2 separate regions of the Homo sapiens genome follow, and region 1 is linked to region 2. A link is a contact called in ENCODE Hi-C data. All regions are on one chromosome and are shown on one strand. The core of a region is the stretch at or near the end of the contact, and the rest is flanking DNA. Distances in the headings are between cores, read along the strand shown. Region 1 has its middle 21 kb from the start of ADAM19. Region 2 has its middle 54 kb from the start of LINC01845.

Region 1 (3,148 bases), core at 304-2,803, 1.8 Mb before region 2:
ACTGTTTTGCAGCCACCTCAAAGTTTGGAATCCACACTTAAAGGTGACCCTCTCATCACCAGATTGCTAAGGAGAGGAGGAGGTAATTCCAGAATCAGAAACCTAGGGGATACTTTAGAAACCATCTTGCCCTGCAGATAGGGTCACCATTTCATTTTATAGCTAGGGCTACTAAGGTCCAGAAAGAGGAAATTGACTTCCTCAAGGTCATGGACAAATCCTGAAAAGGGAACCAGATTAAAAGTCTGAAGTGGTGAGTCTGCAAGGCTGTGAATACTAAGGCTGCCAGCAAGTTTATGTATCTGATATACCCCTGCATACCAATATGAAAATTCCTGTTTTTCACTTAGCTCAGTCAACTTTGGGTTGATCTGGTTGAAGCAGGAGAAGGATGTGGATAAAACGGGAAGAGTGGGGGTGTGATCTTTAAACAGATCAAGAAACTTGTATAAACAGACCCATTTAGAATAAGGATTGTGAAAGGAAAAAATCTTATATATGAACTCCACCCCTATGTTTGTTACAAAGGACAGATCTCCACCTAAACCCCTAAATAAACTGCAGAGGCAAAAGCATTCAGGAAAAACCCAGCAATATACTACCCAATTGAAAATGGCAATCAGCTCAACATCCCTAATCATCAGAGAAATGCAAATCAAAACTACGATGAGATACCACACTCTAGTCAGAATGGCTATTATTAAAAAGTCAGAAAACAACAGATGCTGGCAAGGCTGTGGAGAAAACGGAATGCTTATACATTGCTGGTGGGAATGTAAATTAGCTCAGCCACCGTGGAAAGCAGTTTGGAGATTTCTCAAAGGACTTAAATAGAACTACCATCAACCCAGCAATTCCATTACTGGGTATATATCCAAAAGAAAATAAATCATTCTACCAAAAAGACACATACACTCACATGTTCATTGCGGTGCTATTCACAATAGCAAAGACATGGAATCAACTAACCTAGGTGCCCACCAGTGGTAAATTGGATAAAGATAATGTGGTCCATATACACCATGAAATACTATGCAGCTATAAAAAAGAATGAAATAATGTTCTTTGCAGCAACATGGATGCAGCTGGAGGCCATTATCCTAAGCAAATTAACACAGGAACAGAAAACCAAATACTGCATGTTCTCATAAATAAGTGGGAGCTAAACATTGAGTGCATATGGACATAAATATGGAAACAATAGACAACGGGGACTACTAGAGGGGGAAGCGGTGGGGCAAGGGTTGAAAAAAAAGCTATTGGATACCATGCTTACTACCCGGGTAATGGGATCATTCACATCCCAAACCTCAGCATCATGCAATATACCCATGTAACAAACCTGCACATGTACCCCTGAATCTAAAATGAAAGTTGAAATTATTGTTTAAAATGGCAATCAATAAAGCACTTAATTTCAGCTGGCTCCACTTAGCCAGAGAACAGCTCGAAGACCTGTAGGTCTCGACTGCCTAGTTTTAGGTTAATGGCTGCACACACTCAGAAAGTCGAGTTCCTGCAGCTGGTTGAGTGGTAAGTTGAAGTGAGAATTAGGCAAATAAGTCAGCCCTTGCTCACATCTGCTCTTGTGGTCTGAGTGGGTGGATCTTCCTCTCCTCCCCAACCACTGCTCAGGAATAGTCAAGAACACAACGCCTGGGTGTAGAACTGCATCATTAAACCCACTGTGCTTGGCTCAGTGATGGGTATATGGCCCTAAGCTGGACCAATGGGCATCTTCCCCAAGACTCTTGACAGCTCTATCAAAAATTTGCTTTCTTCTCGTCTGAGATGGTAAGCAATATAAGTTTGGAGCTATGAGTTGTCTTCTTGCTGCCATGTCAGGAAAGAACCTGTCTAAAAAATGAAGTCAAACAGTGGTAAGAGGTATGGAGAAAGAGAGAGACAAGGTCCTAGTATTATTATTTGAACCTGTGGATTTAGCCATGCCTGAAGTCAGCCGCCTCAACTTTTCAACTACATGAGCCAATAATTTTCTTTTTTGCTCAAGCTAGTCTGAGTTAGAGGTCTGTCACTTGTGACTGAAAATATCTCAATCATGCAAAGGCCTCCTCCATTCTAGGCACTGTGCTAGCTGCTGGGATTATAAGAGTGGACAAAGACACATGTCATTCCTATCTTCACGGTACTTAGCATCTAGTGGGAAAGATGACAGTAAGCAAGTGAGCAAATACACATATACATAAAATATAATAATTACACATTGATATTTGTAAACAATTGATGCTAAAAGAGAGAATGAGAAAGGAGGACTACTTTAGACAGCATGGTGGGGTAAGGCTCTCTTGAGTTGTTTTTTGAGCTGAGAGTTTGTGGTTGGTATGAAGAACAGAGGGAAGAAAGTTTCAGGTGGCAGAGACAGCCACCATTCTCAGGCTTGAAAGGCCTCTATTCATTCCAGGACCTGAAAGAAGGCCTTCATTCATTCACCCATTCAACAAACATCTGTTAGACGGTGTCAAGTGCTAAGTACAAGGAGATAAAAGCAGCCCCTGGAGAGTTGATAAGAGACATTGAAAGCTATACAAATGTTTGAACCATGTTATTCAGCAATTCCACTTCTAGAAATTCAGTCAAAAGAAAATAACAGGAATTTCTGCAAAAACATAGCTATCAGGATGTTCATTGAAGCGTTATTTATTTTTTTAACTCTAATTGAAGTGCCACAAACATACTAAAAGAGTGCACATAGACCGGGTACGGTGGCTCACGCCTGTAATCCCAGCATTTTGGGAGGCCGAGGCAGGCGGATCACCTGAGGTCAGGAGTTAGAGACCAGCCTGGCCAACATGCCGAAACCCCATCTGTACTAAAAATACAAAAATTAGCCGGATGTGGTGGTGCATACCTGTAATCCCAGCTACTCAGGAGGCTGAGACAGGAAAATTACTTGAACCCAGGAGGCGGAGGTTGCAGTGAGCCGAGATCGTGTCACTGCCCTCCGGCCTGGGTGACAGAGCAAGACTCCGTCTCAAAAAAAAAAAAAAGGATGTACATATCACAGTAAACAGTTCAACTATTTTCACGGCCTGAACACACCCACATTATCGAAAAAGAAAAGAGAACATGCCCTGCACTCCAGAAGTCCCCTTTTGCCACCTTCTAGTCACAAATCCCCCTTTAAGCA
Region 2 (3,061 bases), core at 454-2,953:
TTGGACAGATGAATGTGTACACACCTGACCACAAACTGTGGCAAAACAACTTGCTTGCTCCAAAATGCACACATTTTTTCCCCCACGTTGTACCGTAATGGTTGCTTTAGAAAACAAACTGAAATCCCTACTGACTGAGTCTCATGTTAGCACTGTTGCTAGAAAAAAAAAAAAACACCCCAGATTTCCACAAGTATTGTAGTTTAAACAATGCAAAGTTATTCTCTTACAGTTCTGTGGGTCTGACATGGTCTCACTGGGCTAAAATCAAGGTGTCAGCAGGGGTATGTGCCTTCTGAAAGCTCTAGGGGAGGATCTCTTTCCTTGCGCATTCAGGTCGCTGGCAAAATTCATTTCCTCTGGTTGTAGGACTGAGATGTTGTTTCCTTGCTGGCTATCACTGAGGGACATTCCCAGCTTCTAGAGGCCACCCGAATTCCTTGACTCACGCCCAATTCTGCCATCTTCAAAGTCAGAAACTCTTCTTTCCTCTCACCTCTCTGACTCATTTTTAAGGAAACTGACCCCGTTTTTAAGGACTCGTGGTTGGATTAGGCTGTCCTGGGTAATGCGGGATAATCTCAGAGTACTTAACCTTAATCTCATTTGCACAGTCCCCTTTGCTATGTCGTAACATATTCAAAGATTCTGGGGATTAGGTCATGGATATATTTGGAGGGGTTATTATTCTACCTATTGCAGCATCCATTATCACTTTAGAATGGAATGGTTTCTCAGAACAGGCAGTTGTCTGTCTCCCAGCAAAGAGCTCCAGAAAACTAGGCCAATGAAAGGGAAATTTGGATGAAGGCAAGAGAGGTGAGGCACTGGCAGTAAATGTGATGGCAGGCCTGCAAGGGATGCTACAGAAAGAGGTTCCTGGTTTCATGGAATCCAGGTTATTAAAAGAAGAAATATTCACAAATGCCAGGAAAGTTAAATTTCATGTCTCTTACAATTTCCCTTCAGATCAGTTCTGCCAAAGATAAAGCGATCTTCACCTCTGTGAAAAACAGTAATTCCTTTCTCCATGATGTTCATGATTTGGTTGATGGGTTATTGGTTCATCGCTGCAATTATAATTGAAGGACATTGTCTTTGCTGGTTTGGTGAAGCTTCCAGATGTTATTAGAAGGGGTGTTCCTTTAAGCTCACCCAGCATTCTCTCACTTATAGCTGGGCATTAGCTATACAAGAGCTATTTGGTCTCTGAGAGCAAAGGTTCAGCCACTAAGGAAGGACCTGGTGTCCAACGTAGGCCTTTAGATTATTTCTGGAGCTTGTCTCCAGGGCCTAAGAGGTGACTCTGGCAGGACACCATCTGTTTCAACCCTATTTTTTTTCTTCTTTCTGCCTCGGCAATCCTCTTTTTTTCTTTTTCTTCCTTTGTCTCTTCTCTCCTTTCTAGTGTTCTGATGTTTTAGGATCAAAATAATGAAAAAGAATAGAAACCATTTCAACTCAGAAAATAATTCAAAGATGGGAAAAAGGTGTGTACCAAATTCATTGCTCTAATCATTTCTGTTCTGATAAAAGGAGTTTACAGCAAAGGAATAACTTTTCTGTGTCTCTGAGGCTTTGGAAAAACAAGGCATCAAGAAGCTTTGGGGTGTGGTGGGTGTGGTGGGGCAGCCTACTGCTTGTTGAGGTAATGCAAACTAAGGAGAAAGAGGTGTTAGCTTCCTCCGAGGCCAGGGCGTTTTAGGCTGCAGGTAAACCATGGATGTGGTTCTACAGATGTTGCCACAACAGGAAGACAAAATCTCACAGCTAACAGAGGTCACAGCTTTTGGAAACAGTGGTTGCGACACAGAGGAAACTCCCCCTCCCAGCCCTACCCCAAGCACATCCTTGCTTCTCTCAGTCACGCCAGTTACACCAACAGGGGCAGCTCTGGGGAGGACATTTGGAAAATAGTCAAGAGAGGGTGAAACCGCTGGCATGATGTCACCAACAAGAGGCTACCCCCTGGGGAAACCTAACAGGAAAAAGGTAGTTGAGCCAGGAAAAGCCACCAGACCCTTTCTCTTGGCTTGAGGCATCATATACATTTGAATAATAATCAAATTAACAATGTAATATGACTGTTTAGCAACAATGATGTGCTAATCATGGTTTTACATGGATTATCTTTAGTCATTAAATTCTCTACATCCTAGAGATGCGGAAATTGAGAATGAGAGAGGTTATGAGAGCTTTGAAAGGCCACAGAGCATGTGTTGTGGCTGAGATTCAAGCCCAGCTTTACTGATTTTAAAGCTTGTCTTCTCTTTCCCTCCCTTGCTTCCTTTTTTTTTTTTTCAATTTTCTTTCTTGCTTCATGTGCTTTTTTTTTAAAGAAATAAAATGTTACCCCCTCATCGATAATCCCTTTGTGTCTCTGCTGTCTGCCCTGTCCCACCCGCCTGCCATCCTTGCCAGCAGCAGCCTCTCAATTGAGGTTAGAGTTTCTCTCCCACCCTTCATTATGCATGTTCATGGCTATAAACAATCAGTATGCATGTTTTAAAAATTTACGTATATGAGAAAGAGCTTAAAGTATTAATTTACGGAGAAAAAAATACAAATGGCTATTAACCATCAGAAAAGATTCATTAAAAAAAGAGTAATAAAAATTCAAACCACATTGAAGCTGGGTGCAGTGGTGCATTCCTGTAGCCCTAGCTACTTAGGAGGCTGAGGTGGGAGGGCGGCTTGAACCCAGGAGTTAGAGGCCAGCCTGGGTAACACAGTGAGACTCCGTCTCTAAAAAAAAAAAAAAAAAAAAAAATTCACTAAAAAAACCCCCTTCACATTGAGATAGCATTTCAAAAATCTGCCAAATCGGTCCATACCCAAGATTTGATAACAGTGTATAGAAGCGGCTGAGGGAAAGACGCACTTAAACTTTGATTGTGGTGAGTAAACTGGTATAATCTCTGTAGAGGGCAATTTGACAACATATAACAAAAATGCAAATGCACAAATCTAGGTGTGGTGGCTCATGCCTATAGTCCTGGTACTTTTGGGAGGCTGAGGTGGGAGGATTGATTGAATCCAGGAGTTTGAGCCTGCAATGACC

Evidence for each region. A loop is a pair of places that touch in the nucleus more often than their neighbours do. Pooled maps may share reads with other maps.
Region 1: a map with no recorded cell type shows a loop between it and region 2 (8-fold over the local background). The contact joins two enhancer-like sites. A Hi-C loop is called at or near these places in 1 of 168 maps with a recorded cell type or tissue (naive thymus-derived CD4-positive, alpha-beta T cell), 2 of 37 single-sample maps with no recorded cell type and 7 of 50 pooled maps.

What each region holds. Positions count from the first base shown.
Region 1 is chr5:157,595,063-157,598,210 of GRCh38, forward strand. No RefSeq gene overlaps it. Among named protein-coding and RNA genes, the nearest start is that of ADAM19, 21 kb to the left of the region's middle. Within about 2 kb of position 1,554, at least 5 of the 41 ENCODE cell types and tissues checked have a DNase peak (open chromatin) inside an H3K27ac peak, as active enhancers do.
Region 2 is chr5:159,410,693-159,413,753 of GRCh38, forward strand. No RefSeq gene overlaps it. Among named protein-coding and RNA genes, the nearest start is that of LINC01845, 54 kb to the right of the region's middle. Within about 2 kb of position 1,704, at least 2 of the 41 ENCODE cell types and tissues checked have a DNase peak (open chromatin) inside an H3K27ac peak, as active enhancers do.